Regions from separate parts of the Homo sapiens genome. Here region 1 is linked to region 2. A link is a contact called in ENCODE Hi-C or POLR2A ChIA-PET data. All regions are on one chromosome and are shown on one strand. The core of a region is the stretch at or near the end of the contact, and the rest is flanking DNA. Distances in the headings are between cores, read along the strand shown.

What was found. Hi-C counts contacts between places; a loop is a spot of excess contacts on that map. ChIA-PET counts read pairs that join two places held with the same protein, here RNA polymerase II (POLR2A). Pooled maps may share reads with other maps.
Region 1: a loop to region 2 is called in a map of naive thymus-derived CD4-positive, alpha-beta T cell, with 4 times the contacts of the local background. The contact joins the enhancer-like site here to the promoter of SLC2A13 in region 2. A Hi-C loop is called at or near these places in 1 of 168 maps with a recorded cell type or tissue (naive thymus-derived CD4-positive, alpha-beta T cell) and 4 of 50 pooled maps. POLR2A ChIA-PET finds 5 or more read pairs at or near these places in 1 of 52 experiments (WTC11).

Annotation. Positions count from the first base shown.
Region 1 is chr12:42,096,373-42,101,730 of GRCh38, forward strand. GXYLT1 (glucoside xylosyltransferase 1) reads right to left here. Exons shown (of 8, transcript NM_173601.2): 6 at 1,538-1,661; 7 at 1,070-1,242. Among named protein-coding and RNA genes, the nearest start is that of GXYLT1, 46 kb to the right of the region's middle. Within about 2 kb of position 1,804, at least 7 of the 41 ENCODE cell types and tissues checked have a DNase peak (open chromatin) inside an H3K27ac peak, as active enhancers do.
Region 2 is chr12:40,102,917-40,108,712 of GRCh38, forward strand. It overlaps SLC2A13 (solute carrier family 2 member 13), which reads right to left and starts at 3,165. Exons shown (of 10, transcript NM_052885.4): 1 at 2,337-3,165. The coding sequence starts at 2,892. RefSeq lists silencers at 2,599-2,688, 2,699-2,768, 2,789-3,048, 3,069-3,318, 4,700-4,829 and an enhancer at 4,319-4,488.

The sequences.
Region 1 (5,358 bases), core at 554-3,053, 2.0 Mb after region 2:
AAAAAAAGTGATGAGGACATGTCAAAGGGACACAAGAAGTAGCCAATGGGGCTCCCAATGGCCATACCTGGAACAACTTTAGCATTAACATAATTAGAAGGAAAAATGAATTATAAATCATTGGAGGAACATAAGTATCAAAGGGTTCATACTGATTATATAAACATCAATATATGTGCAAAAGGGAGCGATCTTCCTTATAGACGCATGCCAAGTGTCAAATGATGTATGTGGAAGGAGTGCTATTGTTGAACAATCATCAATTTGCAAATAACATGGTGAAGATTGTTTTGGGCAAGAACCAACGATAGATGCTAAATCTTGTAGGAAAATTTTAATGAGAAGCAGAATGTTTACATGATTTTAAAAGGTTCTTCCCATAGGCTGCTTATAAGAGGAAAAATAACTACACTGTGGAGAAAATAAATGACATTTTGACTGACTGATCAAAATCAACATCACCAGTGAGGGGCAGACAAAAGGGACTATGACTATGAGGGCCTGAGAAGCACACATCACCACCTATACAGAATTCTGAGCAGGCATGTATATCCTGAACCTAATCGTAAGGAAACATTAGACAGGCCAAAATGAAGAACATTCTAATAAAAAAAGGGGTGAAGAGGCTCTATTGTCCAAATATGCCAATGTCATATAAGACAAAGACTGAGAAACTGTTCTAGATCAAAAGAGAGTAAAGCCATATGGATGGCAGATTAATGTATTCCATCAGTATTAAATTTTCTAGCTTGACATATGTACTGTGGTTAATAAAAGAGCGTCCTTATTCTTAGTTTAAAAAAAAAAACTGAAGTTTTTAGGGGTAAAAGAACTTAATGTATGCAACTTACAATCAAATTTAAGTTGAGTTTTCTGAAAAAACAACTACATTGTTTTCAGGAAAAAAAAATGTAGAGAGAAAACCAACGACAAAGCAAATAAGGCAAAATGTTAATAACAGATGAGGCTGAGTGTGTGTAAAAATTCTTTGTACTATTTTTGTAAACTAACCATTAGCTTGAAAGTATTTTCAAACAAAAAGTTAAAAAAAAGGAAAGGCAAATCTTACATTTCTCAGTGCTTCATAAACAGCTCTAAATGCTGGTTGCTTATCGTCATGGTAAACACCTCTGTTCCCATGAAGAATAAAGATTCCTCCTTCTTCTGCTTCTTGGCAATTGCTTCCATATATACAATGATCTGGTCGATAATTCCATTGACACGGAAAAACAAAAAGGCTTTCTACATAAAGAAAAGACCAAACAATGAAGCAAATACCCCTAATTCCACAGATGTAACATTATGCAAAACTTTCAGTTAAAAAATACAGCTCTTACAAGTAAGAATTAATGAAAAATGTCTGGCATTTAGATCTCTTCCAATTAAAGCAAAATTCAAGAAAAGTTTTACTCCGTCTTAAACATAAATAGCAATAATCATTAATATAAGACAGAATCAGATAAGTGCATGTTTTCCTTTTTCACTAAGTATTATCTGTGATTTTTTTAATGCAAATAAAAGGAATTTAAATAATTACCTGGATTATGAAAAAACACGATATTCAATAGATCTTGATCACCCCATGTGATGTTTAGTTTGTATTTTTTAAGCAATGGCATAAGTATATCTCCCCATTGTAGTCGTACAGTTGTCATATCATTCTGTTGATAAAAACATTCAAAAGAGCTTCAGACTTTCAGGCTTAAAATGGCAGCATGATGACAGTTCCTCATTCTTCCCACAGCAACCATTACAAATCCACAAAGAGAAATGCAAACTCCTCACAATATCAAGTGACATTTCTAACCCTAAATGTGAGAAGGGCTGTACAGTAAAACAGAAGATAACAAAAGGAAGTTGTATGTGGCAGTGACAAAACTAGTAAGTCACGAAAGAAAGCGAAAGTAACTGTGTCCTTATCTTAAAATGAAGATAGTTTTGGTACCTACGTCTGGGCCTACGTCAGAGTTGTTGATGATTAAAATTGTTAATATATAAATTTAAAGTGCTTGGAATAGCACCTGACACGTGGTAAATATTCAGTGTTAGCTATTATTATTTTTTACCATGATGGCTATTAGTCTGATTTATTTGCTTAACTTCTATAATTGGCAGTTCAAATAGATCATTTTGAAATTGATAAATCAAATTAAAAAATGCATACACAACTTAAGTTAAACACTAAAAAACAATATGATTGACAAAAATCAAGGCTGCAGAGGGAGTGGGGAAGATCAACAAAGAAGGAGAAATGTATGAGTTTTGTGTCTACTTGTAGTAAAAAATTCTCACAGAGAACTGGCCTTTTTATGATGGATTTTCCTATCCAAAAACATAGTGTATCTTTCTACTTATTTAAGTGTTCATTTATCTTATTAAATTTAAAACATATATATATATATATATATATATAATACATGTGTGTGTATATATACATGTATATATCCTGCCAATTTCTTTCAAGTTTGTTCCTATGTATGCTATTTCTTTTGAGGGTCTTCCATTTTATATTCTAAAAGGTTGCTATTTGTACATTAGAAAACGCAAGCAAAGAATTCTGTAAAGAGGCACCATGAATGACATATAAAGTCAAAGAAGATTTGCTGAGGAAAATAACTGGGTCCAGTCTAGCAGATGTATGCAGTCCCATAAACTCTCACCATCCCAGAGAGAGGCAAGTTAGGACTGGCAGCTTTGGCAATATTAAGACTGCACTCCAAGAAAGAGACCCTAGTCTCCTGATGCCTCTCATGCTACTGAAGAGCTGACAGATTCACCCAACCCATTTTAACAACTGTAAGCTTTGCTATCAGAATTACAACCCTGCTAACAAAAGTATTTTCCTATTCTTGGATATCAACTAATTGGCATATCAACACTGTTTTCAGGAGGAGACCATACTACGCTACTTGAGAAAGAACCCCTGGAGTCAGCCAGCACAGTAAATGGTTTGACTCTCCTTTTAAAAGCAGCAATTTCTGTATTTTAGTTTTCAACTCAGCCAAATTAACTATATATCCTTAATGTTTATAGTAGTTTTAATAGGTTGAGGTTTTCCAGGGATATAAATATGTCACGCAAATAATAATTCTACATCCTATCTAATTTTTATACCTATTTCTTTCATTTGTCTAATATGGGGGCTTGTTATTCCTCCATGCTGAGAACCACTATTTAAATATTACTTAATAGTTATGATGTCAGGCACAGCGACTCACGCCTGTAATCCCGGCACTTTGGGAGGCCGAGGCAGGCTGATCAGTTGAGTTCAGGAGCTCGAGACAAGCCTGGGCAACATGGTGAAACCCTGTACCAAAAGTACAAAAAACTAGTCACGCATGGTGGTACACGCCTGTGGTCCCAGCTACTTGGAAGGCTGAGGTGGGAGGATCACTTGAGCCTGGGAGGTGGAGGTTTGCAGTGAGCCAAGATTGTGCCACTGCACTCCGGCATGGGTAACAGAATGAGACCCTGTCTCAAATAAAAAAAAGTTATGGTAATATTAATAGATATCCTTATCTTCATTTTAACTGGAAAGCTCCTACTGTTTAGCCATTAAGCACAATGCTGCCTTTTGAAATGAGATAAAAATATAATACTAATAATCTATCAATTTATATTTTATGCTTTTTTAAAATAAAAAAGATACTGAATTTAGTGCTTTTTCAGATACTGAATGTAATGCTTTTTTCTTAATGCTCAAAACTTGTTATTTGAAAACCCAAAGTTAAATACTTAAGGGAGCAAGAAACTGAGTCCAATGAGAACTTGGTGTTGGAAGGGGTAGAAGTGAATACCGGGCCTTTTAGATCTATGTGACTCGGGGACTATCCAGAGTAAAAACCAGTATTCTTCATAGTGCAGTTCACAGCAGTTCACATAGTGTGCTACTATGTAAATTTTTTCTATGTCCTCAATAAGATTAAGTAATTAAGTATAGAAATTAAGAGTAAGATTTAGAAACTTTTACAGCAAGTTAACAGTTTTATGTGTACTTAATATATTTCTCTAGTAATCTCTCTTTTACAAAAGTATTGGCTCATAACATACTGAAAATTTTTTAAAAATTAATCTTTTGCCATAGTTTGAGAAACATTGTTATAAGTCATTTTATAATTTATATTAAATTCAGTGACGATATAAACAATCTATCCTTTAAAAAAGAGAAGGCCAGAATTCATGAAAAAAAAAAAATCCACATACTTAAATTGATGTGCTACAACTGCATTATTATCCTTGTGTGAAATTTCTTAGAACACAGTAAATAGTAATTATAATCAGAATTTTTTTTAATCTGGAAAATGACTAAAACAAGTTTTACTTAAGGAAACAATTTGAAAAGATAACTCTTAGAAATAAGTCATTGAGTATGTTAAGGAAATATTCTTAGGATCTGAAAAGAAAAATATCAATTACACAAGGACAAAAACCAGGAACACTTTCAACAGACAGAACTGGTGGAGCCCTTGTACAACACCATGTTAAAGTCTTCATGTGATTCTATCTATTCAAATATACACAGAAATACAGATACATATTTAAATTATAAAAACCAATATAAATCAAATATATATATTTGAATATATATCTTACAAGAAATGTACCTATTCAAAGAGCATCAATGAAATACAAAATTAAGAGTTCACTGCAGTCTTAGGAAAAAAATAAAAAGGGAAAAAAACCTTAAAGAAAAAAGTCCCATTAGAAAACTATTTGGAAAAGAAGCGATAACGCTAGTATTATTTGCTAATGATATAACCTAGATTATCCAAGACAACCAATGAAAAGCTATGAGAAATGAGTTTAATAAAGAGGTATTACATATAAAAGGAGTTCAAGTCAATAAGAAAGAGAAAACCAAGAAGTGGGCAAAGGATATGGGCAAGCAGCCATTCACAAAAGAAGAAACAGAAATGGCTACAAATTATAAGAAAAGATTTTTAACCACACCGGTAGTATAGTCAAGAAAATATGAATTTTAAAATATATTTTCAGCCATACAACTACATATCCATACTAGGTACACACAAAAAGAGAAAATAAAATCATCCATTCTCCACATCATACACACATTAAAAATGTGATTATGTGTAATGACATAGAAGTCAGTCAACTATATATTTACTAAATGAAAAAAGCTGAAGATGTATAAAAGAATCCTATATCTAAATGCTAATGCACACCTATGCTTGTTTCAAAATACTTTTTTTTTTTTTTGAGACAGAGTCTCACTCTGTCGCCCAGGCTGGAGTGCAGTGGCGCAATCTTGGCTCACTGCAACCTCCACCTTCTGGGTTCAAGTGATTCTCATGCCTCAGGCTCCCGAGTAGCTGGAATTACAGGCACCTGCCACCATGC
Region 2 (5,796 bases), core at 1,915-4,414:
TTTGTTTTGAATGCGGCCTATTTCAAAGCCTGTTTATGATCTTAAAACATTCTTCATTTTGTAAATGAAGAGGGCTTTTACGAAACTGCCTCAGGGCTTCTATTCTGAGAGGTATGTTTCTGGAAGTGAGATGGGCCACACCAGAACTGAATGGAGAACATATCTAAACTGGGCTTCTCTATTGAACCAACCAGCCCAGAGACCACAGAATGAGGCTGCAAGACAGAGAGGCCTCCACAGCTCTTGCACACCAACACTTCCAATCTGATCTCCTGCTTTGTCCTCTATTGCTGCTTCCACCTATTCCCCAAGTATGCCCTATGCTTTCCTTCCTTTACCCATTTTGCCCCTTGCTTAGAACGTCCTTTCCTCGTTTCTGTTAAAATACTGACATGTCAACATACCATTTCCATTGGTAAGAGCTTCTGGCTTCCCTCTGTTGGAGATAACTGTACCCCCTCTGAATTCATCAGCCATCTCTGATAACCTATCTTATAAAGCTTAGCAAGTTCTACGTTGCTTTTGCCCCAGCTTGCTACATTTACTAAAGTATAATACATTCTCCTCACTATTCAGCTCACAACATCTGGAAGGGGACCTTACACAGAACAGGGCTCAATTCGCAGGTCAGATAAAAAGAGTAAACATAATACCCAAGATTTTAACCAATACCTGCCATAGCAAAACACTAGGAAGCTTCATTTAGACAGCTCTGCAAAGCATGATTCAATTTCAAAATTACAGAAAAGATTGAGGTTGACAGAACAATTCTTGCTACCTAAAATGATGTTATTTCTATGTCAGAAGCAACAAAAAAGGTCCAGATGTCCCAAGCAGACAATGCTGAGAAAAGAATCGTGGTCACTTAAACAGCAGGTTATTTGTTGAAGGGTCCTGAAGGCCCAAGTAGTTTCCACACAAATAGGTTTCATTTCAGCTGGATTTTTTGGTCACTTTGGATATTTTTGTGCCAACTTAATATGTTACGGAGAGCTTTGCCCTACCTTTGCTAATTAACAGTACAATAAACAGCAAAAGGAAGGTCACTACTGACAAACTTTGAATATAAAGTGCAGTGAGCTGGGTTTTAGGCTCATGGTTCCCGCATGTGGAGTTGAATATATGGCCTTTGCTTCCCTTCAGAACCCACAGAGAAAGGGTGAAAAGCACAAACATCAAACAAGTGGTGAATACACAGATCAGCAGCAGCCCCAGGTTTAAAGCGCTTTCATCAAGCCCCAGCCATAGGGAAGAAATACTTCAACAGCACCCTAAGGGAAACAAAAAACTGAATTATGAAACGAAACATTAAAAAAGCATCAGCGGTGTGTCTTAGAAAAATTACTAGTGAGATTTAAGTCACAGCCCCCCACTTTCCCTCAAAAGTGCTTTCTAATAATACAGAGCACATTCCAAATAGCTTCCCTCTGCCAAAAACTTGCCAATTGTACCTCCCCTGCTCAGCAACCAGGGTGAAAAAAATTCAACGCCAGGAGAACCTTAATGCCTTCATTTTTGAAGTAAATTCCAAACATTTATCTTGCGGGGCATTTATCCACAGGGGGAGTAGCTCCTAAATGAATTAAGGAAGTGAATATGACCTTTAATAGATAATTTGGTTCCCAACTGGAAAGCAGGAGAGGAAAAACAAAGAGGAGAATGGATAAAAAAGGATTCAAATGAAAAAGTTGGAAAAACAGAGGAGAATGGAATTTACTTGGGAAAAGAATGAAAGCTGAAAGGCAATAGAAAAAGCATAAAAGCAAAAGGAGATGCCATCTAAAGACAAATGCTAGATAAGCAAAGAGGGCAGGGGTCGCTAATAAACCTTTCAGAGTCCAGAATTACTTAACTCTAAATATTATCTCACTGTAACTTGACGATGGTCTAGGTTCCAGGCTGGGAGCCCCAGAAAACGAAAGGGGCTAGCAGTGGAGAGGCAAGGTGGGACAGTGCAGGAAAGCAGAGACCCTCGTAAGCTCAAGAAGCAGCATCAGGTTAGGCTGGATCAAGGAAAGAGCTGGTGCTCAGCTAGGTTTCTGGAAGTGCTGAGAGGCAACAACCACTTGGACTGACTGGTCCGTGGCCTATCAAAGATTCCACGTGCGCTCGAGGGAGACTAGAGTGACACCCCCTCCCCCCCGACCCTCCCACCTCCCGGGAGAGCCTTGGAGGCTGGACCAACAAACAGATGGGCTCTGGAGGCCAGAGAAGTGGAGGATTCTCTGACCCTGGGAGACCAGACGGGGACCCCGATGGGCAAGAGGCACGCAACACCCAGGGTCAAGGGCGGTGACAATGGGATCCCGGGCGCCCTTCACGGAGCCCGAACTCACCGATGCCGAGTCCCACGACCAGGCGGCCGGCGAGCAGTGTCTCCTTGTTGTTGGCCGCAGCCAGCACCGCGGAGCCGGCGGTGAAGAGGGCACTGGCCAGGAGGATGGCAGCGCGGCGGCCGAAGACGCCGTTGAGGGCGCCTCCGGCCAGCGCCGAGACGGCAGCCGCCCCCACCGTGCTGGACACCAGCAGCTCCTGCCACAGCGCGTCCAGACTGAGCTGCCGCTTGAGCAGCAGCATGGCCCCTGACACCACCCCGGTGTCATAGCCAAACAGGAAGCCGCCCAGCGCGGAGAAGACGGCCACCACGTACACGAAGGCGGGGGTCTCGTCCTGCTGGAACTGCCGCCGCGCCGCGCGCTCCAGGTCCCCGACGCCGCCGCCGCCCGCGCCCGCGCTCTGCAGGCTGGTGCTCGATTCGGCGGCAGCCAGGAGGCTGCACTCCCCGGCCGCGCTCGCCGCGTCCGGCTCCGGCTGCTTCCTGCGCCGCTCGCCCATCAGGCTGCTCAGGCTCCGCAGCGTGTACTCCACATTCTCGCTTGCCTTGCGGGACATAGGGCAGGGGCCCGGGGCTGCCCGGGGGGACGCGGCTCCGCGGGCCGGCAGTCTCGGCGAGCTAGACAGCCCGAGCCGGCGGGAGCAACCGCCGCTGCCGCCGCTTTCTTCCTCCCGGCTTCCGCTCCGGCTGCCACGGCAGCAGCCGCCGCCACGGCCGCTCCGGGGAGAAAGTTGCTGCCCGCCGCGCTCCGACGCTGCGGAGTTGGAGCCCGGCGGGTCTCACTCCACACTCACGCCCCGCGCCTGCCGAGCTGGCGCTGCGGAGCGGGCGGGAGGCGGGACCGCGGGTCACGTGCAACCCCGGGCCGGCGGGGCGGGGCCCGGGAAACGTCCCGCCCCCTCCTTGGGCGGGGCCAGGCTCAGCCCGCCCCGGACCCCTAAACCCCGCCCTCCCGGTGGGTGCGACCTCTGACCTAGGCTCCCTCATTTAGGGCTCTGGCAACCGTATGGAATTAACCCTGCCTTCCGAGCTGCAGCGGTGGAGCAAGCCAATGTGGCGATGCCATCAGGCAACAGGCTTCCAGACGGGAAGCCACCCAGAATGTTTGCCGTGTTTGGAGAGGAGGGAGAGAGCACCTAAACCAGCCTCACTGTCCTTCCAGCAGCCTAGAGAGAGGGCTGGAAAAAATATCCTAGAATAGGACCTAGCAAGTACCCTTCCTTTTATAGTATTGTGACATTACCCAGCGTGGTCTACTTCCCTGGCATTAAATGTGTTTGTTCTGGAGCAATTCAGGGCTGCATGCTCCCATTTCTATAGCTAGTTTCCACTCTCATCGCCAGTCCCTCCTCAATTTATGCTTATTTTAAAGGAATGGTACATTTGATTCTTTGAGGACAGAGAACATATCTCTGTGGTGAATCCCAAACCCTCCTTCCATGGATCCCCGACCTGTAAAAGAAAATTCACATATATGCATTCCACTCATGTAACGGGTAATTCCCAGAAATAGAAAGAAAACTCAAGACCCTGATTTGTGATTCGGCAGGCAGTCTCCATTTCCCCGCCCCAACATGCTAACCAAAAGGTAGGATAGCTTCTCTCCTGAGAATCCCCACTGTTGCCCTCCATGAGGCACTGTTTTAACAGCCTCATTTACTTGAAACAAAGCAAAGATAACGTTATTTGCAACCAATTTTTTAAACTGTTGAGTGAATTAACAGTTGTTGGTTCATTTGGGGTTTGTTTCCCCCTTTAATTTAAATGTTTTTAAAATATACAGTTGCGCATCAGGGGCTAAAGATAGTTTGTTTTGTTTTGTTTTGTTTTTGAGACAGATTCTCGCTCTGTCGCCCAGGCTGGAGTGCAGTGGCGCTATCTCGGCACACTGCAGCCTCCGCCTCCCAGGTTCAAGCGATTCTCCTGCCTCAGCCTTCCTAGCAGCTGGGACTGCTAAAGATGTTTTGTGCCTCTAATTTGCTTTCATTCTTCAGGCTGAGGGCAAAAAGTCAAGCATCATATGATTCTATTCCTACAATTCCACTGCTCTTTTATTTCCCTTATTTGAGCAAAAGCTTTCTTAGCCTGGGGCCTATTTTTCATGCAGCTATAACTTTTTTCCTTTCAGACAAAAGGATTTTGTCATTCCTGTTTCAGTAAAAACTTATATTAGAATTTGTCAAAACTGCTTTCGTTTTGATTATCAGTCACGATTATCTCTACAATATAGTACTTTCCTTGCCAGCAACAAGGAAAAATAAACTAATGAAGCCAGACGGCTTAACTATTTAAATGTTATCGTCTGGCTTTAAAGCAAGGCTCTACCGTCATTCCCAGGCATCAGTTAAACAGAGAGAGCCTTTAGATCTGCAGCAATGAACTCTTTAATATTCAGACCTCGGACAATATTGCAGGTGAGAGCGCGCCTTTTCCGCGGCATGCTACGGTATAGTAAAACTGCGCCCCCTGGTGGTGAGCCAATTCCCACGGCTTCTGAAGAGAAGGGCTCCGCAGATGAGAAGCATCTGGTTCTTTGACAGTTCCCTCTTGCTGAGATGAAAATAAACTACTTTTTGTCTCAGCTGGTGCAGTGAACATCTTGGTTCCTGAGCATTCCTTGCTTGAAATTCAGCTTTGGGGTCATAGAACAAGAAACTACTTTAAAAATTCTGTTCCGTATTAGGACAGTTATGTATCTGCGGTCAGGTTACATTTTAAAAGAAATGTGACGTGAAAAAAAAGGCATCGGAGGCCGGGCGCGGTGGCTCACGCCTGTAATCACAGCACTTTGGGAGGCTGAGGCGGGTGGATTACGGGGTCAGGAGTTCAAGACCAGCCTGGCCAACGTGGTGAAACCCTGTCTCTACTAAAAATACAAAAGTTAGCCGGGCATGGCGGCACGCGTCTGTAATCCCAGCAACTCGGGAGGCTGAGGCAGAGTATTGCTTGAACCCAGGAGGCGGAGGTTGCAGTGAGCCGAGATCGTGCCACTGCAATCCAGCCTGGGCGACAGAGCGAGATTCCATCTCAAAAAAAAAAAAAAAGCTTCGGAGAGTTAAACAGAATTCGTCTCAGCCTTGAGAGGGAGTCCAGTTCAACTTAGCATCAGCGCGTGAGTCTAATATGGAGTTCCCCAAAGTCGGCCCCAGCTGCGGTTTATGATGAACTGGAAAACCCATGGGCTGAGAATCAAAAGAGATGAATGTCAACACCACCATTGTTTTACCGTAAAACTTTCCACAAACCACAAGATTAGCTTGTGCTTTGCTTTTTTTTTTTTTCTCTCATTTGAAGAGCAGATAATGGTGCAGCAACTACTCATTGACGAGAGTGTTAAAGGGTATTTTTGAAATATAATTAATTGCTATTGCAGGGCAAATTTAATTACAAGAGTCATTATTGGTTTGCAGTGAGTTCTATAGTTCCAGCTTTGAGGATATTTGCTTTACAACCTCCAGTAA